Linked DNA regions of Homo sapiens: all the other regions are linked to region 2. A link is a loop called in an ENCODE intact Hi-C map of the cell type or tissue named here. Cell type or tissue: dorsolateral prefrontal cortex. All regions are shown on one strand. Links, peaks and the distances in the headings refer to the core of each region. The heading gives the core; the rest is flanking DNA. Region 1 has its middle 8.6 kb from the start of NCCRP1. Region 2 has its middle 20 kb from the start of FBXO27. Region 3 overlaps ACP7 (acid phosphatase 7, tartrate resistant (putative)).

Region 1 (9,994 bases), core at 1,147-9,146, 140 kb before region 2:
CTGCACTCCAGCCTGGGCAACAGAGAGAGATTCTGTCTCAAAAAATAAAAAATAAAAAGAATTGAAAAAAAAATAATAAAGGAAAATAAAGAAAACTAGAGTCTGTAGAGATTGACATCCCCTCCTGCCTACCCCTACCCTGGCTGTGGTTTTCACATGATCTCCTTTCTGGGTGCCTCGCTCACATCTGTTCCACACACACCCATACACATGACAGCCACAGGGGTTGGACTAAAGCCTGAACTGTGTCACTCCCCCAGTTAAGCCCTCCATGACTCCCCAGTGCCCTCAGGAGAAAAATCCCATCTCTTTGGCCAGCATCCAAGGTCCTGGGTTTCTGGTCTCTGCCTCCAGGACCTGTTCTCTTGCATCTCAGGGCTTTTGTGGTTCCCAAACTCAGCGGTTCCCAAACTTTAGGGCAGGTTCTGTCAGATTCACCCAGGGAGCCTCTGAGAAATGTGCATTTATTTCCAAGGAGCCGGCTTCAGTAATTGTGATGGGCCCCAGAATCTATGAGAAACCCTTTTACTTCAATCCAAGGGATCCAGGGCCACAGCTGGGCCCTGCAAAGCCAAGTGCATTATTATTATTATTATTATTATTATTATTATTATTATTTGAGTTAGGATCTTTCCCTGTTGCCCAGGCTGGAGTGCAGTGATGCTGATCACAGCTCACTGCAGCCTCGGCCTCCCAAAGTGCTGGGATGACAGGGGTGAACCACACTGCACCCGGCCTCCAAGTGCATTCTAACAATAAGTCCCAAACGTCCCCCTCTCTCCAGCAGGGGGATGGTAAAGTCCCTAATATGGGGGTTCAGCCCCGACAGGCTATTTCCCAAATACGTCAAAGCCTGGGTGACCAACACAGTCCCTCTTCCCCAAAGCCACGTCTCATATATCACGAAGTACAGAAAGCACGAGCAGTGGTATGACCACGTTGGAAAAGGATTGCACAATTTCTTTTCTTTTTTTTCTTTTTTTTAGACAGAGTCTTGCTCTGTCGCCCAGGCTAGAGTGCAGTGGCGTGATCTTGGCTCACTGTAACTTCCCGACTCCCAGGTTCAAGCGATTCTCCTGCCTCAGCCTCCTGAGTAGCTGAGATTACAGGCATGCACCACCACACCCAGCTAATTTTTTTGTATTTTTAGTAGAGATGAGGTTTCACCATATTGGCCAGGCTGGTCTTGAACTCCTGATCTTGTGATCCACCCGCCCCGGCCTCCCAAAGTGTTGGGATTACAGGCATGAGCTCCTGCACCTGGCCGACAATTTCTTATAAAACAAAAAATATGCACAACCTACGACACAGTGACCCTGCTCTGAAGTAGTTAGCCAAGGGAAATGAAAACATTGTCCACACAGAGACCTGGTCACGGTACTTTTTCATAACAGCTGCAAACTGAGGGGAACCCGAGTGCCCAGCAACGAGTGGGTGCATAAACTAACTGGAATGGCCACAATGGAGCACACTTCAGCAAGGAGAGGAATCACCTTTTTTTTTTTTTTTTTTTTTTTTTTTGAGACAGGGTCTGGCTCTGTCTCCCAGGCTGAAGTCCAGGGGCACGATCTCGGCTTAATGCAACCTCCATCTCCTGGGCTCAAACGATCCTCCTGCTTCAGCCTCCCAAGTAGCTGGGACCACAAACACACACCACCAAGCCCAACTAATTTTTGTATTTTTTTGTAGAGACAGGGAGTCTCCTCATGTTGCCCAGGCTGGTCTCGAACTCCTGAGCTCAAGCAATCCTCCCGCCTCGGCCTCCCAAAGTGTTAGATTACAGGTGTGAGCCACCACGCCCAGCCCAGGAATGATCTATGGGTACATACAAAACACAGATGACTCTCAAACACATTGTGATGAATGAAAGAAGCCAGGCAATACAGTGATACATTTTTAAAATTTATTTATTTTACAAATTTTGTATTTTTTGTAGTGATGGGAGTCTCACTGTGTTGCCCAGGCTGGTCTCACATTCCCGGGCTCAAGAGATAGTCCTGCCTCGACTTACCAAAGTGCTGGGATTATAGGTGTGAGCCACTAGGCCTGGCCAGTGATAGATTTTAGAGCATAAAGAAAAAAGAAAGCCGGGCGCGGCGGATCACGCCTGTAATCCCAACGCTTTGGGACACCGAGACGGGCGAATCACCTGAGCTCAGGAGTTCAAGACCAGTCTGGCCAACATGATGAAGCCCTGTCTCTACTAATAATACAAAAATTAGCCAAGCGTTGATGCACGCCTGTAATCCCAGCCACTCGGGAGGCACGAGAGTCGCTTGAACTCGGGAGGCAGAGGTTGCAGTGAGCCAAAATTGCACCACTGCTCAGTGTCGCCTTGGCGACAGAGTGAAACTCCGACTCAAAGTAAATAAATAAACAAAAGAACAATAAAGAAAAAGGAAAGAAAGAAGCCAGACATAAAAGAGTACCGACTATGTGATTCCAGTTATCTAAAGTTCTGGAAAAAGCAAAACTAATCTAGAATCAGATACAGCAGGTCTGTAATTTCACGAGGCTGGTGGGGCTTAACTACAAAAAGGCACAAGAGTAAATGCTGTGGGCTGATGAGAAAGTTCCATTTTAATTGCAGTTGTCATTATATGGGTGTATACATTTGTCAAAATTCAGCAAACTGTAGATTTAAAATGGGCGTAGTTTATTGTATGTAAATTATACCTCAATAAGAAACAAAACAAAAACAGTATGCCAATTCTCTCTATGTTGCTAATAAGAAAGTATCTACGAGGCAGTTATTAAGTAGAAGAGCAAGATATGGAACAGTGGGCCTTGTGCTTCAAAATGGATGCCGAAGAAGAAAAAGAAGAAGAAAATATACATACATATATATATATATATATATATATGTATATAAAATGAAGATTTGTCAGATCTCTTCCAGAAAGTGACTCTGCGGGCGAGATCTGGTGGCGTCCGAGACAGGCAAGGTGGGGACAATGACTTTGTACTCTATGTCCTTTGAAACTTTTGGATTTGGTATCACTTATGCGTATTACTTCTTTTAAGTATTACACTTTTTTTTTTTTTTTCCTGAGATGGAGTCTCGCCCTGTCACCCAGACTGGAGTGCAGTGGCACGATCTTGGCTCACTGCAACCTCCACCTCCCGGGTTGGAGCGATTCTCCTGCCTCAGCCTCCCGAGTAGCTGGGATTACAGGCACCTGCCACCACACCCAGCTAATTTTTGTATTTTTACTAGAGATGGGGTTTCACCATGTTGGCCAGGTTGTTCTCAAACTCCTGACCTCAAGTGATCTGCTCACCTCAGCCTCCCAAAGTGCTGGGATTACAGGCATGAGCCACTGTGCCCAGCCTATTACACTTTTAAGTGTAATTTTTGAGACAGTCTCACTCTGTTGCCCAGACTGGAGTGCAGTGGTGCAATCTCGGCTCACTGCAACCTCTGCCTCTTAAGTTCAAGCCATTCTCCTGCCTCAGCCTCCCCAGTAACTGGGATTACAGGCATGTGACACCACGCCCAAATAATTTTTTTTTGTATTTTTACTAGAGACGAGGTTTCACCATGTTGCCCAGGCTGGTCTCCAACTCCTGATCTCAGGTGATCCACCCACTGTGGCCTCCCAAAGTGCTGGGATTACAGGTATGAGCCACTACATCCAGCCTAAGTGTAATTTTTTTTTTGAGACAGGGTTTCTCTCTGTCACCAGGCTGTAGTGCAGTGGCACCACCATAGCTCACTGTAACCTCAACCTCCTGGGCTCAAGTGATTCTCCCACCTCAGCCTCCCAAGTAGCTGGGACCACAGGCACACACCACCATGCCCAGTTAATTTTTAAATGTTTTGTAGAGATGGGGGTCTCCCCATGTTACCCAGGCTGATAAAAAATATAATTTTTATAAAGCAAACAAGGTCCGGAGCCTCTCATTGCTTTCTACCACCTGTTCTTTCAACAGATGTTTATGAGATGCCTTCAATGGCCAAGCCCTGTGCACTGGGGTGTAATGTGGTGAAAGAACAGACACCATTCCTGTCCCCACGGGGCTTGCAGCCTTGTGGGGGAAGGGATGTCAATTAACTAGTTACAATTCAACAAGTAACTAGTTAATTGACAAACAGCACTAAGTGCCTTGAAGGTGAAGAATGCGCTGTCAGGGCAGAGAAGAGCAGGTGGAAGCCTTGCCTAGTTGGGGTGGTCAGGGAGGGCTTCTCGGAGGAGGTGATATTTGAGCAGAAACCTGAAGAAGGGGAAGGAATTAGCTGCACAAAGGCCTAGGAGAGGAGCATTCTGGGAGAGGAAACAGTCAGTGCAAAGGCCTTGAGGTGCGACGGGGTTTGGTGGGTTGGGGAAGAGCACGGAGGCCAGTGTGGGGTGAAGAGAATGAAGGGGAGATGAGGTCAGACAGAATGGGGCAGCTCTTTGAGGGGGTTCTTGGGAAATCAAGTACTCCATGCATATATGTGAAGTACGAGGTATCCGCAGGGGTGATGCCAGGGGCAACTGGATGTACCGGCTGGAGTCTGAGAGAGGGGTCGGGGCTGAGATGAAAATCTGGGAAGCATCACCTTGTCGACAACCAGGGAACTAGATGAAATAATAAAAGCCGGCCAATGGCCGGGCATGGTGGCTCACACCTGTAATCCGGGCACTTTGGGAGGCTGAGGCAGGCGGATCACTTGAGGTCAGGAGTTCAAGACCAGCCTGGCCAACATGGCGAAACCCCGTTTCTACCAAAAATACAACAACTAGCGAGGCATGGTGGTGCATGCCTGTAATCCCAGCTACTCAGGAGGCTGAGGCAGGAGAATCGCTTGAGCCTGGGAGGCAGAGGTTGCAGTGAGCTGAGATAGTGCCACTGCACTCCAGCCTGGGTGACAGAGCAAGACTCCGTCTCAACAAAACAAAACAAAACAAAAAAACTGGCCTGGTGCAGTGCCTGTAATTATAGCACTTTGGGAGGCTGAGGTAGGAGGATGGCTTGAGCTCAGGAGTTTGAGACAAGCCTGGGCAACATAGCGAGACCCCTGTCTCTACCAAAAACAAACAAACAACAACAAAAAAAAACAGGCATGGTGGGAAGTGCCTCTGGTTCCACCTACTTCGGAGGCTGAGGTGGGAGGATCACTTGAGCCTGGGAAGTCGAGGCTGCAGTGAGCCAAGATCGTGCCGCTGCACTCCAGCCTGGGTGACAGAGACTGTCTCAACAAAACAAAACAAGTCACCTTGTCATACGGCACACACCCTTCTTGCTTTTTTCTGCCTAACAAGATGGTTTGGTGATTGTTCTCTACTGGTACAAAGAAAGAGAGCTGGGCCATCCCCAGGCCAGATAAATTCCCCTTCCCTGCTATTCTCTATCACACCCCATTCGTCCTTTCTTGCATTCAGCATGCTTTGTAAATACCTCTGTGCGTGTGGCTGTCACTGGATCACAGTCTCTCACCCTGCCCGAATGTCATCCTCACCAGGGCAGGGCCTTGGGCAGGTCTGTTTATTGTCTGTCCCCAGCCCAGGGCTGACCTGACGTTGCTCTGCTTGCTGGGCAGGGAGGGCAGGAAGGCCCGGCTGGGCGGCAGGAGGAAGAGGCTCTGACCCAGCCGAGGCACCGCTTCCAACTTGCCCAAGCCTAGCTCCCACTGCACCTGCTGCAAAACCTGTCACCCCCAGGAGTCAGCACGTCCTGGGGCCCAAGCCTGCTGGTAGAGGGGGAAGGGCAGGGGTCCTGGAGGGTGGGCACCTGGGGCTGGGGGAGCAGATCCTGGGCTCTCTATCAGGGCTGTGGAGGGTGGGAAAGTGCAGCCAGGTCGGGAGGGGGCAGGGGTAGTAGAAAGGTGGGCTGGGGTGGGTGCTGTCTGCCCCAGATACAAACCACAGAGGTTTGTGAGGTTGGAGGGGCAGTGAGCCCACTTCACCCTGCAGGGGGCGACAGAGAGGCAGGACTGAGGTTGGATAGAAGGAGGGAAGAGTGTGGACAGGGAGAGGCAGAGACAGCAACAAGATACACAAAGAGCCAGAAAACAGGAAGAGAGGGCCCCTGTAATCCCAACACTTTGGGAGGCCAAGACGGGAGGATCGCTTGAGCTCAAGAGTTCCAGAACAGCCTGGGCAACATGGTGAAACCCCATCTCTACAAAAAAGAAAAAAATTGGCCGGGCACGGTGGCTCACGCCTGTAATCCCAGGACTTCGGGAGGCCGAGGCGGGTGGATCACGAGGTCAGGAGATCGAGACCATCCTGGCTAACACGGTGAAACCCAGTCTCTCCTAAAAATACAAAAAAATTAGCTGGGCGTGGTGGCGGGCACCTGTAGCCCCAGCTACTTGGGAGGCTGAGGCAGGAGAATGGCGTGAACCCGGGAGGCAGAGCTTGCAGTGAGCCGAGATCACGCCACTGCACTCCAGCCTGGGCGACAGAGCGAGACTCCATCTCAAAAAAATAAATAAATAAAAAATAAAATAAAATAAAATAAAAAAATTAGCCAGGCGTGGTGGCACATACCTGTAATCCTAGCTACTTGAGAGGCTGAGGTGGGAGAATCACTTGAGCCCAGGAGGCGGAGGTTGCAGTGAGCTGAGATTGTGCCACTACACTCCAGGCTGGGCGACAGAGCGAGTGAGACCTTGTCTCAAAATAAAATAAAAAACAAAATAAAATAAAAAACACCAAACGACTCCAAGCCCCCTAAATGTCCAGTGACAGTGGCTGTTCCTATCATTCATGGTTCCTCTGTTCAATGGAATATTACACAGCCGCTAACAGGATCAAAATTGCTTTTTATGTACCAGCAGGGAACAACCACCAAGATACATTGTTAAGTAGGAAAAAGTAAGGGGCAGAGGGATGTGCCCGTTATGCCAACATTCAACATTTTTTTTATTTTTATTTTTTGAGACAGACTCTCTGTCGCCCAGGCTGGAGTGCAATGGCACAATCTCGGCTCACTGCAACTTCTGCCTCCCGGGTTCAAGTGATTCTCCGGCCTCAGCCTCCCAAGTAGCTGGGATTACAGGCGCAAGCCACCATGCCCGGCTAATTTTTGTACTTTTAGTAGAGACGGGGTTTTACCATGTTGGTCAGGCTGGTCTCGAACTCCTGACTCCAGGTGATCCACCCGCCTCAGCCTCCCAAAGTGCTGGGATTATAGGCATGAGCCACCGTGCCTGGCCCATTATGCTATCTGTATGAAGGAAAATACATGTCTGTATATGCATGTAAGTATTTCCTGGTACATGCAGACATATCTGGAAGGAAGCACAAGAAACTTGTATCAGTGGCTGCCTCTGGGGAGCAGAACTGAGAGGCTGGGCATGGGGAAGGAGGTAAGGTGGGAGGGAGGCTGATTTTCCCATTTATTCCCTTTGGGATCTTTTACATTTTGTACCATGGGCTTGGGCCACCTGTTCAAATAATGAAAAAGACTAAGCAGGAGAATGAAAGAGAGAGACAAAGGAAGGCAGAGACAAAGACGTAGGAGGAGGCTGGGCGCGGTGGCTCATGCCTGTAATTCCACCACTTTGGAGGCTGAGGCGCGCAGATAACTTGAGGTCAGGAGTTCGAAACCAGCCTGGCCAACATGGTGAAACCTCGTCTGTACTAAAAATACAAAAATTAGCCGGGCGTGGTGGCCTGTGCCTGTAATCCCAGCTACTCAGGTGGCTGAGGCAGGAGAATTGCTTGAACCCAGGAGGCAGAGGTTGCAGTGAGCCAAGGTCTCGACACTGCACTTCAGCCTGGGCGACAGAGCGAGACTCCATCTCAAAAAAAAAGAAAAGAAAAAAGATGCAGGGAGAGGAGGGAACAGAGAGTTCACCTTCGTATAATCCAGCAGTCCCCAAGCGTGGCTCTGAGCTGCCCCCGTGTCCCCCAAGGGCAGTCCAGGACCCTGCTTGCTGCCCCATCTCATCCCCCAGCCAACACCTCTCCACCCCAAGTCTCCATGGATCACCCTAGGACGACAGCCTCCCTTTTGGAGTCTGCGGCTTGGGGCCTGCCCTCCTTCCGTGACCAGCCACCTGGGAAGACACAGGCACTTCTCTGTTGGTAACTGTGGTCCCACAAGTGGGGTAGTGAAGGGAGCCCTGACCCACTTCTCAGTGCTGCATGGTGAGGATATGCAGGAACTCCCAGGCCCGATGCCAGGATTCGAATCCTGCCTCTATCACTTTCTGGCTCTGTGACCTCAGGTTGACATCTTTGTTCCTGTCTCTCATCTGTGAAACAGGCCAAGGAAGGTACAGTAGTTCCGCAGAAGGCGGCTACGAGGGTCATGTTTCCTGGGCTGCGATCACAAATTCCCAGCGTGGTGGCTTGAAACAGCAGCCATGTATTCTCTCAGTTCTGGTTTGTTGTTGTTGTTGTTGTTTTGAGGACGAGTCTCGCTCTGTTGCCCAGGCTGGAGTGCAGTGGTGCGATCTCGGCTCACTGCAATCTCTGCCTCCCAGGTTCAAGCAATTCTCCTGCCTCTGCCTCCTGAGTAGCTGGGATTACAGGTGCCCACCACCACACCCGGCTAATTTTTGTGTTTTTAGTAGAGACAGGTTTTCGCCATGTTGGCCAGGCTGGTTTCGAACTCCTGGCCTCAAGTGATTCACCTGCCTTGGCCTCCCAAAGTGTTGGGATTACAGGCGTGAGCCTCCATGCCTGGCTGTATTCTCTCAGTTCTGGAAGCCGAAGTCTGAAGTGCAGGTGTGGACAGGGCTCTCCTCCCTCTGAAGCCTTCAGGACAGATTGCTTCCTGGCCCCTTCTGGCTTCTCCTGGAAGGCCCCTGGCTTTTCCTGACTCATGGCTGCTTCTCTGTGTGCCCCAAATCTCCTCTGCATTTCTCTAAAGGACACTTTTCAGTAGATAAGAGCCCACCCGGATACACCAGGGTGACCTCATTTCCAGATCCTTAACTCAGGACACATCTGCAAAGACCCTTTTCCCAAATAAGGCCACACTCACAGATTTTCCGTGGACCTATCTTTTTTTGTGAGTGGGGGGGAATCTATTTTTTTTTTTGGTGGGGGGAACCTTTTCCTTGGGGGGTGGTAACCACTACAGGAGTTAAATGGCGCAAAACTAGGAGCTTAGCAAAGCCCCTGAACACAGCCAGACTTCGATCAATGTTTTTTGTTTTTGAGATGGAGTTTCGCTCGTTGCCCAGGCTGGTGTGCAATGGCACGATCTTGGCTCACTGCAACCTCCACCTCCCAGGTTCAAGCAGTTCTCCTGCCTCAGCCTCCCGAGTAGCTGGGATTACAAGCGCCCGCCACCATGCGTGGCTAATTTTTGTATTCTTAGTAGAGACGGGGTTTCACCATGTCGGCCAGGCTGGTCTGGAACTCCTAAACTCAGGTGATCCACCCACCTCTGCCTCCCAAAGTGCTGGGATTACAGGTGTGAGCCACCTTGCCCAGCCCATTCTCCCATTCTCAATCCTGGCTGTATGTTAGGATCACCTGGCTTATTTTTATATTAAATACCTGTGACCAGGCCCCAAGCCACACAAAAGGGAGTTCCCCTTTGCTTAGAGAACCAAGCCTCAGTGTGGCCTTCAAGGCCTTCATTTCTCCCAAGATCTGCAGTTCATTCATTCTTTCCCTCACCCCTCTCCCTCCCCAGTGGCAGCCATGCTAATATGCAAATGAGTCTCCTAACCTTGCAAAATGAGGACCATTGTTTTATGTCCATAATTTGCTATTTATACACCCAGCCTTGTATTATGAATCTTATTATTGTTTTTCTTACCTGCTGTCTGGACAGGAATTTTGGGGGTGCACCCCTTCTGTTTAGCCACCCACTCCCCTGGGGTGGACATGCCCCTGCCTCCAGCTCCACCCCACAAATAATGCTACAGTGAACGTCCTCATCGACTCTTCCTCAGGTCCAGAGAGTTTCTTTGGGAAGTCACCCGGGTGTGACTATTGGAATCATTGGGAGATACATATGTGCAACACTTGACTAAGCTGGATCTGTTTTTATCAGACTCATGGTGTAAAATACCGCCGCACGGTTTGAACGTGCATGTCTCTGA
Region 2 (9,994 bases), core at 1,239-9,238:
CAGGAGACTTTGCTCTGTACTTAAGGCTCCCCTTGTTGGCTGGGTGTGGTGGCTCATGCCTGTAATCCCAGCACTCTGGGAGGCTGAGGTGGGAGGATGGCTTGAGGCCAGGAGTTCAAGACCAGCCTGGGCAAAATAGAAAGACCCCATCTCTACAAAATAATAATAATAATTTTGTAAAAGTCGGCCGGGTGCGGTGGCTCACGCCTGTAATCTCAGCACTTTGGGAAGCCGAGGCGGGAAGATCACCTGAGGTCAGGAGTTCAAGACCAACCTGGCCAATGTGGTGAAACCTTGTCTCTACTAAAAATACAAAAAATTAGCTGGACGTGGTGGCATGTGCATGTAATCCCAGCTACTCGGGAGGCTAAGGCAGGAGAATCACTTGAACCTGGTGGGGGCAGAGGTTGCAGTGAGCCAAGATTGTGCCACTGCACTCCAGCCTGGGCAACAGAGTTAGACTCCATCTTAAAAAAAAAAAAAAAATTGGAAAAACCTACCCGGGGGTGGTGGCGTGCACCTGTGGTCCCAGCTACTCAGGAGGCTGAGGGAGAAGGATTGCTTGGGCCCAGGCGGTCGAAGCTGCAGTGAGCCATGATCGCGCCACTGTACTCCACTCTGAGTGACAGAGCGAGACCTTGTCTCAAAAAAAAAAAAAAAAAAGGGATAAGAACAAGCAGCCAGGCACAGTGGCTCACGCCTATTATCCCAGCACTTTGGGAGGCCGAGGTGGGCGGATCACCTGAGGTCAGGAGTTCCAGACCAGCCTGGAAAGCATGGTGAAACCCCATCTCTACTAAAAATACAAAAATTAGCTGGGCGTGGTGGCGGGCGCCTGTAATCCCAACTACTCAGGAGGCTGAGGTAGGAGAATCACTTGAACCCAGGAGGCGGAGGTTACAGTGAGCAGAGATCGTGCCACTGCACTCCAGCCTGGGTGACAGAGAGAGACTCTATCAAAAAAAAAAAGAACAAGGAAGTGGGGAGCCTGGACTGACAATGGCCACCGTCCTTGCTCAACAGGGAGACCAGTGCAGAATGGACCTGACCCTGTAAATGACAGGTGACGACAGGTCACAGTATAAGTCACCATTTTGTCTCTGCATGTTGTGAACTACCAGTGCCCCCTTAACCATGGCAACAGGGTTGATGATGCTCTTAAGCCCTGTAGATTAGAGAACCAGCTGCAGATGAGCTTCCCTGAGGCTCTGTTCTCCTAGAACCACCATCAGTCAGGACCTGATTATCAGTAGGCTGAATAACGACCCCCAAATATATTCAGGTATGCGATGGTCTCAATGTTTGTATCCCCTCTGAAATTCACATACTGAGGCCAAGAGCAGTGGCTCACGCCTGTAATCCCAGCACCTTGGGAGGGCAAGGCAGGAGGATCGCCTGAGCCCAGGAATTCAAGGTCAGCCTGGCTAACATAGTAAGATCCCTATCTCTACAAAAAAATTAGCCAGGCATGGTGGGATGCACCTGAAGTCCCAGACACTTGGGAGGCTGTGGTGGGAAGATTACTTGAGCCTGGGAGGTTGAGGTTGCAGTGATCTGTGACTCCAGCCTGGGCAACAGAGAGAGACCCTGTCTCTAGAAAAAACCCCCAAAATTCATATATGGAAATCCCAACCCCCAAGGTGATGGTATTAGGAGGTGGGACCTGCGGGAGGTGATTGGGTCAAGAGGGCAAAGTACACATGAATAGGATTAGTGCCCTTATAAAACAGGCCATAGAGAGAGCCCTTGCCTCTTCCACTCTGTAAGAACACAGGGAGAAGACCTCCTCTATGAGGAAGCAGGGCCCTTATCAGACAGCGAATCTGCCAGCACCTTGATCTTGAATGTCCCAGGCTTTACTACTGTGAGAAATAAATTTTTTAAACCTCCCAGTTTATGGTATTTTGTTCTAGCAGCCTGAATAGACTAAGACAGCAACCCAATCCCTGGAACCTATAAATGTTATGTTATACAAAAGAAGCGTCTTTGCAGATGTAAATTAATGATTTTTTTTTTTTTTTTTGGAGATGGAGTCTCGCTCTGTCGCCCAGGATGGAGTGCAATGGCACAATCTCAGCTCACAGCAACCTCCACCTCCCAGGTTCCAGCAATTCTCCTGCCTCAGCCTCCCAAGTAGCTGGGATTACAGGCACGCACCACCACACCTGGCTAATTTTGGTATTTTTAGTAGAAACAGGGATTCGTCATGTTGGCCAGGCTGGTCTCGAACTCCTAACCTCAGGTGATCCATCTGTCTCGGCCCACCAAAGTGCTGGGATTACAGGCATGAGCCACCGCGCCTGGCCAAGTTAATGGTTTTGAGATGAGATTATCCTGGACTACCTGGTAAGCCATATATGCTGTCACAAGTGTCCTTATAAATTAGAGGCAGAGGGAGGTTGCACACAGAAGAGGAGAAGGCAAAATCACTCCAGAGGCAGAGATTGGAGTGATGCAGCCACAAGCCAAGGAATGCTGGCAGCCTCCAGAAGCCAGGAGAGGCAATGAATGGCTCCCCCGAGCCTCCAGAAGGCAGGCAGTCCTTCCGCTCCTTTGACTCCAGCCCAGTGAAACTGATTTTAGACTCTGGCCTCCAGAGCAGCAAGAGAATAAATGTGTTTGAAGGCACCAAGTTTGTGGTAATTCGTTACAGCAGCAATGGGAAACTAATAAAGGACTCCAGCAGAGAGGCTGAGCTGACCAGCCCTCCTGGAGCCTGCGTACAGTAACAGGGAAGGTGGCCATGGCCAGTGGCTGGATGAGTGGGATGGTGAGAGGAAGCTGTGAAGTCTATGGAAGGTTTCCAAGAAAATCAGAGTAGGCAAAGGGGGTAAAAAGGGCAGTGTGGTGGCCAGGTGTGGTGGCTCACACCTGCAATCCCAGCACTTTGGGAGACTGCGGTGGGATGATCACTTGAGGCCAGGAGTTTGAGACCAGACTGGGCAACATAGTGAAACCCCATCTCTATTAAAAATTACAATTATAAGTGCTGGGTGTGCACCTATAGTCCCAGCTACTTGGGAGGTTGAATCAGGAGGAATCCCTTGAGCCTAGCAGTTCAAAGTTGCAGTGAGCTATGATCACGCCACTGCACTCCAGCCTGGGCAACAGAGCTAGATCCTATCTCAAAAAATAAAAATAAAAATAAAAAATTAGGAGTTCAAAAAAAGGCAGGGTGGTTAAAGTATTAAAGGCAGTGGTCAGGGGAAGCCTGGCTGGGAAGGCAAGATTTGAGCAAACATTGGAAGGAGGGTAGGGAGTGACCTATGGGGAGGGGCAGCCAAGCAAAGTCCCCGTGGTGGGAACAGAATAATAAGCAGTGGCCAGGCTGGGTGAGCAAGGAGGCTGTGGGAGGCCACAGAGTCAGAGTGGGGCGGGGCAGATCATGTGAGGCCTGGTGGGCCGTAGGGGAGGACTTTGCCCTTTACTCAGGGCAGGATGGCACCCCGGGAGGGTTCTGGGCGGAGGAGTGACACAGGTGTTCACAGTCTCCCTGTGGCTGTGGAACAGATTGCGAGGGTGGGGTGGGAAGGAGCAGGGAGTCTGTGGATGGGAGTGATGGTCCAGATGGAGACAGGGGTGGATGGGGCCAGGGTGGTGGCCATGGTCGGGCGAGAAAGGGCAGGTGCTGTGCAGATTTTGTGCACCTGGAGCTGCCTGGGTTTGCTGAGAGGTTGGGCGTGGGCGTAAGAGATGGACTCAGCCTGGGTACCACAGGATGGAGCTGCCTGGTACTGCCCAGGGCACAGGCCACAGTGAGGCTGCCCGTGCCAGCCCTGTGGGGGCCGTGCTGCCTTCTGGTTCCTGATTGTGAGCCAGGATGCAGCACGGTGTCCTGGATATGGACAGGCTGACGATGACTGTTTCCCACTGTCCCCAGGTGGATGGCAATTTCCCAGCCTCTCCCACAGGCCTTTGTATGGGGACCAAGCAGGGCCGGCGGCACCTGGGCCAGGTGGGGCTGTGGCCAGCTGGGTTAGAGCAAGGCACAGAGGCAGGAATGGATGGGAATGAGGCCCTATGGCCCCTTGGGCGCAGGCGGGAAGCCCCCCAGTACCCTGACTCCTGGAAGGAGGAGGCAAGTGGGCAGAGGGAGGCTCGGAAAAGCCCGGCCTAGGGCAGAAAGGGGTTGAGGTGGTTCTGTGAGCCTAAAGTGGGCCTGGACTCAGAGCACACTAAAATCTGCCACCTCCTCCATCTAAGGCCTCGGCAAGGTCTTTCTGAGCCTCCCTTTGTTCCCCCTAAATGGGATCAAAATGCTCATTGTTGATGAGACTAAATGAAGTCATTTATGAAAATGTTCAGCAGCATCAGTGCTTTACAACCTCACGTGGAACTGGGGCAGGCGGTGTCGCCCGGGGGTTACGAGGGAAATGGTTTCACATCCTTGCTCGGTGCCTGTGGGCTTTTCTGAGCCTCAGTTTCCCCAAAATGAAGCCCTGATTTTCCTATTCCTTCCCCCAGTCCTGCACCATTCCCCTTCCCAATAAATGGCAACATGACTGGAAACCTTGGAGAAATCCAAGTCTGGAAATGCTGGACTTTGCTGTTTCTCTCACACCCACCAGGAGCATCCTTGGACCAGGCAAGTGGGCATCCTACACTGTGTGGCACTTTCCTCTAAGTCCCTCTCCAGCAGCTGGGGCCAGCCAAGCCACAGTGCTCTCAGGGCAGGGTACTCCCAGTTCAGACCAAGACCTGTGTGGGCCTGTCCCGTTTCTCCCCTTTAGGGTGCTCTGCAGAGATCTAGTTCCACCTCCACCAACGACCCCGTGTGCATAGGTTCAGCTGGAAACTACCAGGAACTCTAGGACTCTTGCCCTGTGGCGTGGTCCTGGGGCCCTGTGGCTGGACCCCAGTTCCAGGACTGCTGCCTGGCAAGCACATGGCGCCCCCTGGCGGCCACCAGAATGGTGCTGCCACGAAGCTTCTGGACGTACCCTGGGCACAGGACACATTCAGGACACTGGGTCATCAATGGTCCATGACCACCTCTTAGCGTGGAGCCAGGTAGATGGGTCCATGTATCAACTTTCTTTTTTCTTTTTTTTGAGACAGAGTCTCGCTCTGTCACCCAGGCTGGAGTGCAGTGGCGCGATCTCGGCTCACTGCAACCTCTTCCTCCAGGGTTTAAGCGATTCTCCTGCCTCAGCCTCCCAAGTAGTTGGGATTACAGGTGCTTGCCACCATGCCCAGCTAATTTTTGTGTTTTCAGTAGAGACAGGTTTTTGCCACATTGGCCAGGCTGATCTCAAACTCCTGGCTTCCAGCGATCCACCTGCCTCGACCTCCCAAAGTGCTGGGATTACAGGCATGAGCCAGCATGCCCAGCCAAAATACAGATTATATACACGTAGGATGTCATCTGGTACTTCATATCTAAACGGCCTATCATCTCAGAATTGTACTTTCCCCAGTGTTTAGACTGAGGCTAGTTACTTAGTAAACTTGGATTTACAATAAGGCAATGCCCCTTTATTTTATTTTATTTTATTTATTATTGTTATTTCTTTTGAGACAGAGTCTCACTTTGTTGCCCAGGCTGGAGTGCAGCAGCCTGATCTCCACCCACTGCAACCTCTGCCTCCCGGGCTCAAGCAGTCCTCCTGCCTCAGCCTCCCCCAGTAGCTGGGATCACAGATGTGTGCCACCATGCCCAGCTAATTTTTGTATTTTTCTGTAAAGATAGGATTTTACCATGTTGCCCAGGCTGATCTTGAACTCCTGAGCTCAAGCGATCTGCTTGCCTTGGCCTCCCAAAGTACTGGGATTACAGGCGTGAGCCACCGTCCCTGGCAGGCAATGTCCTTTTAGAAAGGAGCTGTTTTTTTCCCTTGCCATCTGCAAAGATTCCTTTATTTCTCCCACAGAAACTAGTATTCATGGCCTGTAACTCCTGCTGCCAGGAAAAGAGACATCAAGCTCTTGAAGAACTGGCCAGTTTCTTCTCCATAATGGGCAAATTGTGCCTCTCCCCTCCCAGGGTTTTCGAGACCGTGACTCCACAACATGATGGGCACCCGATGCTCTCCGGTCAGCTACAGCTGGGCTCCAGGAGGGACAGACACGTGGTCACTGTATTTGCTTTGCTTATTCTCACAGGTTGCAGGGATATTGAAGGCTAAGACAAGGTCAGTGTTGAAGGACTCTAGGGGCCAGGCACGATGGCTCACGCCTGTAATCCCAGCACTTTGGGAGGCTGAGGCAAGAGGATCGCTTGAGCCCAGGAGTTTGAGATCAGCCTGCGTGACATAGTGAGACCTCAGCTCTAAAAATAAAATTGTAAAAAGTTTTAAAAATCTTGGCTGGGTGTGGTGGCTCATGCCTGTAATCCCAGCACTTTGGGAGGCCGAGGCAGGTGGATCACTTCAGGTCAGGAGTTTGAGACCAGCCTGGCCAACACAGGGAAACGCCATGTCTACTAAAAATACAGAAAAATTAGCCAGGCGTGGTGGCATGCACCTGCAGTCTCAGCTACTCGGGAGGCTGAGGTGAAAGAATTGCTTAAACCTGGGAGGCCAAGGCTTAGGTGAACTGCGATCGCTCCGCCTGGGTGACAGAGTGAAACCCTGTCTAAAAAAAAAAGAAAAAAAAGGCTTTTTGAATGCGGGGATGGTGGCCTAAAGACAGACTTGGGTGGAAGGTGTGTGGTTCTACATTTCCACCAGGAAATTCCAAATATGATCATTTAACATGACCAGAAAAGTTCTTGCTCACATTACTCTGGTTAAAACTTTTTGGGGCCAGGCGCGGTGGCTCACACCTGTAATCCCAGCACTTTGAGAGGCCGAGGCAGGTAGACCATGAGGTCAAGAGTTTGAGACCAATCTGGCCAACATGGTGAAACCCCATCTCTACTAAGAATACAAAATTAGCCGGGCGTGGTGGTGCACGCCTGTAATCCCAGCTACATGGGAGGCTGAGGCAGGAGAATCACTTGAACCTGGGAGGCAGAGGTTGCAGTGAGCCGAGATCACACCACTGCACTCCAGCCTGGTGACAGAGCGAGACTCTGTCTCAGAAAACAAACAGACAAACAAACAAACAAACAAAAACTTGCTTTTGGCTGGGTGCAGTGGCTCACGTCTGTAATCCCAGTACTTTGGGAGGCAGAGGCTGGAGGATTGCTTGAGACCAGAAGTTCGAGGCCGGCCTGGGCAACAGAACAAGACCTCACCACTGCTAAAAAATATTTGAAAAATTTTTAAAAGACACTGAGGCAGAAGAATTGTTTGAACCCGGGAGGCAGAGGTTGCAGTGAGCCAAGATCGTGCCACTGCACTCCAGTCTGGGTGACAGAGTAAAACTCCATCTCAAAAATAAATAAATAAATAAATAAATAAATAAAAGACTTGCATTTGATCCTTTTGTAGTTCGTAAACTTGATGATTGGGTTTTCATGCTCTTAAGTGAGATGCGTGAAATGGTTTGGCTGTGTCCCCACCCAAATCTCATCTTGAATTGTAGCTCCCATGATTCCCATGTGTTGTGGGAGGGACCCAGTGGGAGATGATGGAATCATCGAGGCGGTTTCTCCCATACTGTTCTCTTGGTAGTGCATAAGTTTCACGAGATCTGATGGGTTTTTTTTTTTTTTTTGAGATGGAGTCTCGCTCTTTCACCCAGGCTGGAGTGCAGTGGCGCGATCTCAGCTCACTGCAAGCTCTGCCTCCCGGGTTCACGCCATTCTCCTGCCTCAGCCTCCCTAGCAGCTGGGACTACAGGCGCCTACCACCACGCCCAGCTAATTTTTTTGTATTTTTAGTAGAGACGGGGTTTCACTGTGTTTGCCAGGATGATCTCGATCTTCTGACCTCGTGATCCGCCCGCCTCGGCCTCCCAAAGTGCTGGGATTACAGGCGTGAGCCACCGTGCCCGGCGGATCTGATGGTTTTGTAAGGGTTTCTCCCCTTTCACTTGGTTCTTATTCTCTCTCTTCTCTGCTGCCATATAAGACGTGCTCTTTGCCTTCCACCATGATTGTGAGGCCTCCCCAGACACTTGGAACTGTCAGTCCATTAAACCTCTTTTTCTTTATAAATTACCCAGTCTCAGGTGTGTCTTTATCAGCAGCGTGAAAACGGAGTAATACAATGCGCCTCCCTTTTAAGCCTTCTTATGACATCAGCACATTACTGTCTGACAAGAAGAATAAAGATTGGCATTGGCATTTGTGTTTGTCATCCACTCAGCCCAAGAAAACCTCTGACGAAGTCACCAGAAGCCGGTATTCATGGATGTCACAACAGATGAAGCAGCCTCCTGGGGCAGTGTCATGAGGAACGATGTGACCAGTGTTAAACAGATAGCCATAGAGATCAGCAGAGGTGGCCAGGCGCGGTGGCTCATACCTGTAATCCCAGCACTTTGGGAGGCTGAGGTGGACAGATCACCTGAGGTCAGGAGTTCGAGACCATCCTGGTCAACATGGTGAAACCCCGTCTCTACTAAAAATACCAAAATTAGCGGGCATGGTGGCGCATGCCTATAGTCCCAGCTACTTGGGAGGCTGAGGCAGGAGAATCACTTGAACCCAGGAGGCGGAGGTTGCAGTGAGCCAAGATCACACCACTGCACTCCAGCCGGGCGACAGAGCAAGACTCTGTCTCAAAAAAAAAAAAAGATCAGCAGAAGCAAGGATGTTGAGTGTAACAGCAATGCTGCCTCTTTTGCATGCTGAGGGATATTAAATTAGCCCAAAATGACACAGGATGACAAAAAAGGGACATGAGGAGATGGTACCTGGACGCTTTGGTGGATTTCACGGTGGTGGGTTCAACAAAAAGCAAATACCTAAGTACCTCTTCTCTGTGCATTATTCTCTATCACTGATAAATCACTATACCTCACTTAGGTCCATGAATTTTGTAACAAATTTTTCTTTTTTTAAAATTTTCCTTTTTTTAGGGTGCTGGTAATCCCAGCACTTTGGGAAGCCAAGGTGGGCAGATCCCTGGAGCCCAGAAGTTCCAGACTAGCCTGGGCAACATGGCTAAACCCTGTCTCTAGTCAAAAAAGAAAAAAGAAATTAAATTGCTTTTTCCCTTTTTTAAAAAAATAGAGATGGGCTCTCTACATGTTGCCCAGGCTGGTCTCAAGCTCCTGACCTGAAAGGATCCTCCCACCTCATCCTCCCAAAGTGCTGGGATTACAGGCGTGAGTCACCACACCTGGCCACATCTTTCAATCAAACTGTTTCTATAGACAAGGACTTCACAAAAAACATCGCCTGATATCCTGAACGTGTTCTGTGTGGCCCAGCATCCCATGCCCAATTCTTCAGCAAATCCTGTGGGCACCCTCAAATCTATCCAGAATTAGCCACTTCTCCTGGCTCCTATGCCCCGGTCCTGGGCTGGTCCACCCTCCTGTCTCACCTGTCTCTGAGCAGCATCCTTCTTTCTCTGTTCCTTACTTCCTCCTGTCCCCCCACACAAGAAAAACAAATCCAGTTTCTCCTGCTGTATTCTCACAACACAGAATACTTCAGGGACTCTGGGTGTATAGGGGGGTTTTCTGTCCCACACCAAGCAATTTGACAGCAGACACCACTTGGGTGTTTTCTCATTCAGTTCAGTTCTGACACTCACTGGGTGTGGTGGCTCATGCCTGTAATCCCAGCACTTAGGAAGGCCAAGACGGGCGGCTCACTTGAGGTCAGGAGTTTGAGACCAGCCTGGGCAACATAGCAAGATCGTGGCTCTACAAAATAATTAATTAATTAAAAAAATTTCAGGCCAGGTGCTGTGGCTCACTGCTGTAATCCTAGCACTTTGGGAGGCCAAGGCAGGAGGATCGGCTGAGCTCAGGAGTTCAAGACCAGCCTCGGCAAAATAGTGAGAACCCGTCTTTGTTAGGTTTTGAAGCGATGGTGAGGGTTAAAGAAAGATACACAGAAAGAAGGGGGGGCTGGACATCAAATACAGGCTTTATGTCCAGCATAAAACTTACAGAAGTGGGGGACCAGCCTAATGCCAGAGCCCATCACTGCTTA
Region 3 (9,994 bases), core at 935-8,934, 59 kb before region 2:
TCAGTTGCCATCAACAGAAACCACTTCTGGCTGATTTGAGCAACAAAGGAGTTTAATAAATAAATACTTATTGATGAATGAATCCAGAGCCCCATGGATCCCCCAGCCTTCCCATGAGCTCTCCCCGTGGCCCTGCTTCCCTTTCTGGGACCACCCGCTACCTCCCAACCCCAGCCTGCAGCGTAGGCATCTGTGCGGCCTTTGAAAGCCTTGTGGCGGGGGACGTGGTGGCTCACGCCTATAATCCCAACACTTTGGAAGGTCAAGGCTGGCTGATTGCTTGAGTCCAGGAGTTGGAGGCCAGCCTGGGCACCATAACAAGACCCCATCTCTACAAAAAATACAAAAATTAGCTGGGTATGGTGGCACGCCTAGTAGTTCCAGAAACTCGGGAGGCTGAAGTGGGAGGATCATTTGAGCCTGGGGAGGCCAAGGCTGCAGTGAGCCATGATTGCACCACTGCACTCCAACCTGGGCGGCACAGTGAGACCCTGTCTCAAAAAAAAAAAAAAAAAAAAAGACCTTGCTCAGCTTCGCCTCTCAGAAGCTTCAGGGTCTCTGGCCCTGCAACCTGCAACTTCCTGTGCACGTCACACAGGGCAGGTGTTGCAACCAGTCCTGCGTGCCTGTCTGCTGCGCACCCAGCCACGGGGAGCTCCCGAGGGCTGAGCCTTTATCTGAGTCACCTAAGTCACTGTCATTCCTACTGATAAGCATCCCTCAGTGCCAGGCCCTGTGCTAAGCTTACCTTTATTTCTCATTCCTTCTTTCTTCCACGTAAACCATGTTTATTGAGCACCTACTATATACCAGTGACCAAGGTAACAGCAGGGGACAGAACTGGCAAAAAACAAACAAACAAAAAAACCCTGTTGTCCAGGGAGCTCACATTCTCTTGGGGGAGAAAAGGAAAAAAATAATCAAACATGTATGTATATAGTGGGTCACAAGATCTAAATGCTTTTTTTTTTTTTTTTTGAGATGGAATCTTGCTCTGTCACCCAGGCTGGAGTGCAGGTGGTGCTATCTTGAATCACTGCAACCTCTGCCTCCCAGGTTCAAGCAATTCTCCTGCCTCAGCTTCCCAAGTAGCTGGGATTACAGGTGTGCATGACCACACCCAGCTAAATTTGTATTTTTACTAGAGACGGGGTTTCACCATGTTGGCCAGCCCGATGACCTCCGGTTGGTCTTGATCTCCTTGACCTCAGGTGACCCGCCCACCTTGGCCTCCCAAAGTGCTGGGATTATAGGCATGAACCATCGCTCCCAGCCCTCAGTGTCTTGAAGGAATATAAAGCAGAGAAGGGAGATGGGAGGTGTATGGAGGGTAAAGCTGTTTTATTTTATTATTAATTATTACTTTTTTAAGAATTTATTTAATTTTTTTTTTACTTTTGAGACAGGATATCACTCTGTCATCCAGGCTGGCGTGCAGTGGTGCGATCTTGGCTCATTGCAGCCTCAACTTCCCGGACTCCAGCGATTTTCCCACCTCAGCCTCCTGAGTAGCTGGACCACAGGTGCACATCACCACGCCCAGCTAATTGTATTTTTGCTAGAGACGGAGTTTCACCATGTTGGCCAGGCTGGTCTCAAACTCCTGACTTCAAGTGATCCTCCCACCTCGGCCTCCCAAAGTGCTGGGGTTGCAGGTATAAGCCACAGTGCCCAGCCTTAGGTTTTAATTTTTGTTGGGTCCATAGTAAGTGTATGTATTTATGGGGTACATGAGATATTTTGATACAGGCATGGGGTATCCATCCCCTCAAGCATTTATCCTTTGTGTTACAACCCAATTACACTCTTTTGGTTATTTAAAAATGTACAATTATTATTGAGAATAGTCATCTTGTTGTGTGATCAAATAGTAGGTCTTATTCATTCTTTTTTTTTTAGCCCATTAACAAAACCGAGGCTGGGTGCAGTGGCTCACGCCTGTAATCCCAGCATTTTGGAAGGCCGAGGCGGGCGGATCATTTGAGATCAGGAGTTCGAGACCAGCATGGCCAACATGGTGAAACCCTGTCTCTGCTAAAAATATAAAAATTAGTCAGGTGTGGTGGCGGGTGCCTGTAATCCCAGATACTCAGGAGGCTGAGGCAGGAGAATTGCTTGAACCCAGGAGGCAGAGTTTGCAGTGAGCCGGTATCTCACCCTTACATTCCAGCATGGGCGAAAAAGCAAGACTCCGTCTCAAAAAACAAAAACAAAAACAAAAAAAGCCCATCCCCTGCAGCCTCCCAGCACCCTTCCCAGCCTCTGGTCACCATCCTTCTAACTCGCCGTGTCCATGACATCGTTTTGATTTTTAGCTCCCACAAATGAGTGAGACCATGCGAGGTTTGTCTTTCTGTGCCTGGCTTATTTCACCGAACCTGATGACCTCCGGTTAGGTGGAGCTGTTTTAAACAAGAGGGTCAGGGAGGGTGGCACTGAGCAAAGGCCTGAGGGGGGGATAAAGGGAGTCATACAGATCCCTGGGGGAACAGTGTCCCCGGCAGAGGGAACTGCCAGTGCAAAAGTGGGTGGGGAGTCCAATGCAGAGGCCAGTGTGGCTGCAGCAGAGTGGGCGAGGGGGGTGATTGGAGGGGGTGAGGACACAGGGGTGACAGGGGCAGATCGTCTGGGGCCTCGTGGACCTGAGACGGAGCCACAGGAGGGCTCTGAGCAGGGGCGGATGTGATCTGATGCAGGTGTTCACAGGTGCCTTTGGTTGTGTGTGGGGAACAGACTCCCGGGAAAAGGAGGGAGCAGGAAGTCCAAGGAGTCTGTAGGAAATGAGTGTAGACAGGACCAGGGTGGGGGCTTTGGGGGTGCCAAAAGCGTAGAGAGTCTAGATCGAGCTGGGCGCAGTGGCTCACACCTGTAATTCTAGCACTTTGAGAGACCAAGGCAGGTGGATCACCTGAAGTCATGAGTTTGAGACCAGCCTGGCCAACACTGTGAAACCCCATGTTTACTAAAAATACAAAAATTAGCCAGGTGTGGTGGCAGGCTCCTGTAATCCCAGCTACTTGGGAGGCTGAGGCAGGAGAATTGCTTGAACCCAGGAGGCAGAGTTTGCAGTGAGCCGAGATCACACCACTGCACTCCAGCCTGGGCGAGAAGAGTGAAACTCCATGTCAAAAAAAAAAAGAGTCTAGATCGATTTCGAAGGCAAGGCAAACAGGATTTTCCAGATACTTGGATGTGGAGCATGAGAAAAAGAGGAATCAATATCGATCCCAAGGCTTTCAATCTCATTTAACCCCAAGGCAGCCTCACAGAGTATTATCATTCTTGGGTTATAGATGAAGAAACAGAGATTCAGAGAGGGTTGCCGACTTGCCCATGGTCACACAGGAATTGGTGGGGCTGGGATTTGAACCAGTTTCTGTTTGACTCCAGTGTCTGACCTCTGCCCTCTGTGGAGGTTGCCACCTCCCGGCATGTCCACAGCCTCACCCAGCCCGGGACAGGGCATGCCAGACCCACACAGGGCACCAGTTCAGTCGGCGGCCACAGCACTCCATGACCGTCCAGCTTGTGACCTCACCGTCTTGGCCCGGCCCGCCACGGGATTCTCTTACTGCTCATCACCTGTGTTGAGTAACCGTGTTTCCCTGCCTGCCTGCGAGCTCCCAGAGGGCATGACTGTAGCTGATTCATCGCTGTCCCTGGCATTGCCCGGCTGGAGCCTGGCATGTGGTGGCCTTCATTAAGGCAATCAATATTTATTAAGTATCTATCTTGTGCTGGGCAATGCTGGGACGCAGCTCTGGGCCCCATCCCTCTGAGGTTGAAGTCCAGTGGGGGAGTCAGAGAGACCCATCCCCAAACGGTGATGGCCTAGAATGCGCAGGACTGGAACTAGCGGGGAGCCCAGAGTCCCCAATCCAGCCCAAGAAGGGGCCTGGGAGGATTTGGCAGAGGCGTTGAACTCATGGTCACCACCCTCACAGACTTAGCTTTACGGGTGTAAACAGCCAATGAACAAGTTAACCAATCAAGGAAAGAATTGCAGATCGAAGTAAAACGGGGGTGGGGCAGGCAGCAACACAGGCTACTTTAGCTGGGGTCAGCAGGGAAGGCCTCTGAGGAGGGGACACCGAGTCTGAGACCTGAGGTTGAGAAGGCGCCAGCCTGGGATGAGCTGGGGAGAGGGCACACAGGGGGCAGACAGCCAGCGCCCAGGCCCCGCAGTGAGAAAGAGCTGGCTGTGTTCCAGGAACGGCAAGGAGTCCTGCGTGCCTTGGGCCAAGTGAGGGGCGGGTGGGAGGGAATGAAATCTGTGGAGGCAGAAACCGCGCCCCATGACGGGGGAATAGATAGATCTCAGGTCATCTGGCAGGGCTGGGAGCCCGCAGGCCCTGGGGCAGCTGTCAGCCCTGGGGCCTTTGCCTGTGACTCGTGGAGTCCGATCACTTCCTTCACCTGCTCAGAGCCTCCCCTGGCTCCACCCAAAGTCCTCACCGTGGCCTGTAAGGCTCCATACAAGCCATCCCCACCACTGCCCTGTCCTCAAGCTTGGTCTCCCTCTCACTCTCCCTGCTCCAGCCACAGTGGCCTCCTCGTGGACACTCCAACAGGGCAGGCACGTTTCTTTGTTTATTTTTCTCTTTTTAAAACTTTTTTATTTATATATATTTTTTGAGACAGGGTCTTGCTCTGTTGCCCAGGCTGGGGTGCAGTGGCGCAATCATGGCTCACTGCAGCCTCAACCTCCTGGGCTCAAGCCATCCTCCCGCCTCAGCCTCCTGAGCAGCTGGGACTACAGGCACACACCACCATGCCCAGCTAAATTTCATATTTTTGGTAGAGAAAGGGTTTCGCTGTGTTGCCCAGGCTGGTCTCAAACTCCTGGGCTCAAGTGATCTGCCCGCCTCGGCCTCCCAAAGTGCTGGGACTACAGATGTGAGTTACTGTACCCAGCCGGCCAGGCACATTTCTGTCTCAGGGCCTTTGCACTGGCTGTTCCTCTGCCTGGAATGCTCTTCCCCCAGATGTCTGCCCACTTGGCTCCTTCCCCACCTCCTTCAGATCAAATGTTGCCCTCTCAGTGAGATCCCCCTGAAAATTGAAACTGCTCTCTCACCGTCCCTGCGTTTTCTACTCACAAATCGCTATTTAACCAACTCATTTATCGTGATTTTTGTCCAACTCTCTGGTTAGGATGTCAGCTCTGTGAGGGCCGAGATCTCTGTCTCATTCACAGCTGTCTCTCCAGCACTGAGAACAGAGCCTGGCACATGGTAGATGCTCAATAAATTATGATTCAATAAATAAAAGAAGGGAAAGAAAGGAAGGAAAGAGGGAAGGAACTGGCAAGTCTGTGGCTCTTGCGGTTTGTCATCTGTCCTAGCTAGGAGGCAAGAGTGTTAACACGTCTCCTCTTCCCGAATAAGATGGTGCCAGGCTGGGAAACTGAGGCATGAAGGGACTCTTCATAGCAGTCCTGGAGCAGTGAAGAAGGAGCCAGGCTTCAGACCAACTCTCAGTGCCGGGCTCAGAAGAAAAAGCCCCTGACGCCACCTGCTGGTGAGTAGTGTCATGACGGTTGTGCCCACCTGGCGATGCCCTTGCCAGGTGGGCAGGAGAGGAGGAAGCCCAGCGGCATCCCCCGCAGATGTGCAGAATCCATGGAGCCAGAGCTTAAGCCTCTTCATTCCTGAAGCCCCGTGGGCACCTCGCCCGATCAGAGCTATGCAGGAGGGTGGGGCCCTGCCAGCAGAAACCTGCCGTGTGTCACTCTGTGCCCGCACACCTGCCCTCCCTCCACAGCCAGCCAGGACTCCCACCTCTCCAGGAGGGAACAGCTGCCCCAGCTCCATAGGGCTGCATGTACCCTACATGGGGCCTCTGGAGGGCAGGGGAGTCAGGGCCCACCCAACTCCCCACCCAGGCCTGGGCAGTTTCTGGTCACAGCAGCCAAGGCGGCAAAACCTAGGCTTCTGGAGGAGAGCTGCCGCCATCCCTAGAGGTACATCCTCCGGCCAAACAGGGGTCTCACCACCCAGACATCATCTACGATCTTCCCATCCTGTGAGGGACAAAAACAGGGACAGTAGTTAGAGCTGAAAGCCTGAACTCTGGGGCCACATGGCCTGGGTTCCAGTCCCCTCTCTGCCCTCTGATGGGCTGTACAACCCTGAGCAAGTGGCTAGGCCTCTCTGGGCCTCAGTTTTCCTCATCTGAAAAGTGATAGGAAGAGTAACAGTACCCACATCATAGATGTTGTGGGAGTTAAATGAGATAGTATTTGTAAACAGAGCCCAGCATATGGAAAGGGCTATGTAAGTGTAGGCTATTATTAGAGCACAAACTCTGGAGTCAGACAGACCTTGCTTTATATTCCAGCACATCCACTCTTTCTCTCTCTCTCCTTTTTTTTTTTTTTTTTTTTTTTTAGACAGAGTCTTGCTCTGTCACCCAGGCTGGAGTGCAGTGGCAACCTCCGCTTCCCAGGTTCAAGCCATTCTCCTGCCCCAGCCTCCCAAGTAGCTGGGATTACAGGCATGCACCACCATGCCTGGCTAATTTTTGTATTTTTACTAGAGACAAGGTTTCACCATGTTGGCCAGGCTGGTCTCGAACTCCTGACCTCAAGTGATCCGCCTGCCTCAGCCTCCCAAAGGCATGAGCTGCTGCACCTGGCCAGCGCATCCACCCTCTAGGTGGCCTTAAGCATGTTGCTGGACTCTCTGAGCAAAACTTCCATGTTCTATGCAATGCACAAAGTAATAGATGCCCAGAGTCATCATGAGAACAGAGTGAGATCATGCACACAAAAGTCTGCGCCCGGTGCATGTGCCACTCGATAAATGGTAGCTATCAGATCCCAGCTTGGCCGTCCTCCAACTGTGTGACCCTGGGAAAATTACTTCCCCTCTCTGAGCCTCAGTTCCCTCACCTATAAAATGGAGAGGAAATCCACTCCTGTGGGATTGTTTTGGTGTATAAAGTGCTACTGGGGCCGCATGCGGTGGCTCATGCCTGTAATCCCAGCACTTTGGGAGGCCCAGGTGGGTGGATCACCTGAGGTCAGGAGTTCAAGACCAGCCTGGCTAACATGGTGAAACCCCATCTCTACTAAAAATACAAAAAATTAGCCGGGTGTGGTGGCATGTGCCTGTAATCCCAGCTACTCGGGAGGCTGAGGCAGGAGAATTGCTTGAACCTGGGAGGTGGAGGTTGCAGTGAGCTTAGATTGCACCACTGCACTCTAGCCTGGGCGACAGGGTGAAACTCTGTCTCAAAAACAAATAAATAAATAAAGTGCTACTAAATGCAGAGCATCTAGGCAGTGCCTGGTATGCAGTAGGTGCTCAATAAATCATAAATATTGTCATTATTTTAAAACTACAATGGCAAAAATAAAGAAAGGTGAGCCATTATTATTTGGATCCACCTAACCTTAAGCCACCTGTACCACATACTCATCTTATTGTTTTCCCCTACCTGTGTCCCACCCCCCATCTTTATCTTCCCCTGCCTCACAATGGTAAATACCTACAGAATTTACCAAGTTCCGCACTCTTCTAAGCATTTTATATATAATAAGTCCTTCAACCCCCATGTAGTCCTGTGAGGTGGAAACTATGATTATCCCCTCTCACAGATGGGAAAACTGAGGCAAAGAAGTTAGATAAGTGGGCCCAGCACAGTGGCTCACACCTGTAATCCCAGCACTTTGGGAGGTTGAGGCAGGCAGATCACCTGATGTCAGGAGTTCGAGACCATTCTGGCCAACACAGTGAAACCCTGTCTCTACTAAAAATACAAAAAATTAGCCGGGTGTGGTGGTGGGCGCCTGTGATCCCAGCTACTCGGGAGGCTGAGGTAGGAGAATTGCCTGAACCTGGGAGGTGGCGGTTGCAGTAAACCAAGACTGCACCACTGCATTCCAGCCTGGGTGACAGAGCGAGACTCCATCTCAAAAAAAAAAAAAAAAAATTAGATGAGTGACTCAAGGTCACTCAGCTGGTAAGCAGCAGGAGCAGGTTTCTAGTTCTACAGTCCACATTTGTTCGTTTTTTTGTTTTGAGTTAGGGTCTCACTCTGTTGCCAAGGCTGGAGTACAGAGGCGAGATCATAGCTCACTGCAAACTCTAACTCCTGCACTCAAGTGATCCTCCTGCCTCAGCCTCCCAAGTAGCTGGGACTACAGACATCTGCCACCACACTTGACTAATTTTCCTTTTTTTTCCAAGACAGAGTCTCACTCTGTCTCCCAGGCTGGAGGGCAGTGGTGCCATCTTGGGTCACTGCAAACTTCACCTCCCAGATTTAAGTGATTCTCCTGCCTCAACCTCCCTTGTAGCTGGGATTACAGGCACCCGCCACCATGGCCAGCTCATTTTTGTATTTTTAGTAGAGACGGGGTTTCACCATGTTGGCCAGGCTGGTCTCTAACTCCTGACTTCAAGTGATCTGCCCACCTCAGCCTCCCAAAGTGCTGGGATTTCAGGTATGAACCACCGCACCTGGCCTAATTTTTTTTTTTTTTTTTTTTTTGAGACAGAGTCTTGCTCAGTCGCCCAGGCTGGAGTGGTGCGATCTCGGCTCACTGCAAGCTCTGCCTCCCGGGTTCACGCCATTCTCCTGCCTCAGCCTCCCGAGTAGCTGGGACTATAGGCACCTGCCACCACGCCTGGCTAATTTTTTTTGTATTTTTAGTAGAGAAGGGGTTTCACCATGTTAGCCAGGATGGTCTCGATCTCCTGACCTTGTGATCCGCCTGCCTCGGCTTCCCAAAGTGCTGGAATTACAGGCATGAGCCACCGTGCCTGGCCATTTTTTGTATTTTTTGTAGAGACTAGGTCTCACCATGGTACCCAGGCTGGTCTTGAACTCCTGGACTCAAGCGATCCTCATACCTTAGCCCCACCAAATTGCAGGTGTTGCAGGCATGAGCCACTGCGCCCGGCCGAGCCCACGTTTTTAACAGCTCATTTGCTTGGAGGGGCCTGGCTGTACAGTCAGGTGACTTCGGCCTGCCCCTCACTGACCTGGTCGTCCGACACCTGCTGGATGTGGATGTGGGTCCCGTTGAGGATGTGCAGCCGCGTATACCCGTACTCCTTCACACGCACGGCACTCCAGGGCCTCGGGAAGACAGCAAAGGGCGTCAGCCGCTCCTCACAGCCCTGGGGCGGGGAGAACTGATCAGACCCAGAGCAGGTGGAGGACCCGCGGGGAAGCAGAAATGACCTGCTAGCCCAGGACCCTGCTGCCCTCAAGGAAGACAGTGAAGACTTGACCACCATAGAGGCCGGGCGCAGTGGCTCATGCCTGTAATTCCAGCACTTTGGGAGGCCAAGAAGGGCGGATCACTTGAGGTCAGGAGTCAGAGACCAGCCTGGCCAACATGGTGAAACCCTGTCTCTACTAAAAATACAAAAATTAGCCTGGTGTGGTGGTGGGCACCTGTACTCCCACCTACTTGGGAAGCTGAGGCAGGATAATTGCTTGAACCCAGGAGGTGGAGGTTGCAGTGAGCCGAGATTGTGCCACTGCATTCCAGCCTGGGAGACGGAGTGACACTGTCTCAAACAAAAACAAAAACAAAAAGACTTGGCCACAATAATACTCACAATTGAACAATTTGTCCCAGGCAGGCTTCCCTTGCTCCGGGTCTCTGACTTCTAGAAAAGTACACGGCTGTGTAAGGCTGCCCACTACAGCATTACAGTGAAAGCCCTGAACTGGAAGCCATCCCAACGCCCATCAGGGAGTCAGTTAAATACATTATAGCACAGCCATCGCAAAGCAGGGAAGCGGGGTGATACAGAAAGATGGCCAAGATGTGTGTGAAGGAGAAAAAGCAATTTGAAGAACAGAGAAATCACTGGATCTGAAGCCTGGCTGCACAGTAGACCCTCCAAGAAAGCTTTTTAAAACAACAGCGCCTGGGGAAACAGAATGCTCGTGCTTGCAGCAGAAAAGCCAGGCATGAGGAGCAGAGAGGATGCCAGGGTGAGGAAAATCACCATTTTGCACCCAGCATTATAGT

Evidence for each region. Hi-C counts contacts between places; a loop is a spot of excess contacts. Peaks named below come from ENCODE experiments on the same cell type or tissue, not always from the same donor. Only the 100,000 strongest peaks of a DNase experiment are listed, where the experiment ranks them.
Region 1: a loop joins it to region 2, with 4 times the contacts of the local background. A loop is called at or near these places in 13 of 110 quality-filtered maps.
Region 3: it touches region 2 in a loop (2.5-fold over the local background); 19 of 110 quality-filtered maps call a loop at or near these places.

The regions. Positions count from the first base shown.
Region 1 is chr19:39,183,328-39,193,321 of GRCh38, reverse strand. No RefSeq gene overlaps it. Among named protein-coding and RNA genes, the nearest start is that of NCCRP1, 8.6 kb to the left of the region's middle. In dorsolateral prefrontal cortex, for the core only: CTCF peaks have their summits at 5,696 and 5,897 (motif pointing right); a DNase peak (open chromatin) is centred at 5,901.
Region 2 is chr19:39,047,335-39,057,328 of GRCh38, reverse strand. It overlaps the pseudogene LOC124904801. Among named protein-coding and RNA genes, the nearest start is that of FBXO27, 20 kb to the right of the region's middle. RefSeq lists an enhancer at 4,806-4,855. In dorsolateral prefrontal cortex, for the core only: CTCF peaks have their summits at 4,682 and 4,883 (motif pointing left); DNase peaks (open chromatin) are centred at 3,828, 4,318 and 4,878; H3K4me3 peaks cover 294 bases; H3K27ac peaks cover 3,954 bases.
Region 3 is chr19:39,106,081-39,116,074 of GRCh38, reverse strand. It overlaps ACP7 (acid phosphatase 7, tartrate resistant (putative)), which reads right to left. Exons shown (of 13, transcript NM_001004318.3): 12 at 8,991-9,128; 13 at 4,582-6,022. The coding sequence ends at 5,957. Among named protein-coding and RNA genes, the nearest start is that of PAK4, 15 kb to the left of the region's middle. RefSeq lists an enhancer at 5,572-5,641. In dorsolateral prefrontal cortex, for the core only: a CTCF peak has its summit at 5,521 (motif pointing left); DNase peaks (open chromatin) are centred at 3,529 and 5,504; H3K27ac peaks cover 3,235 bases.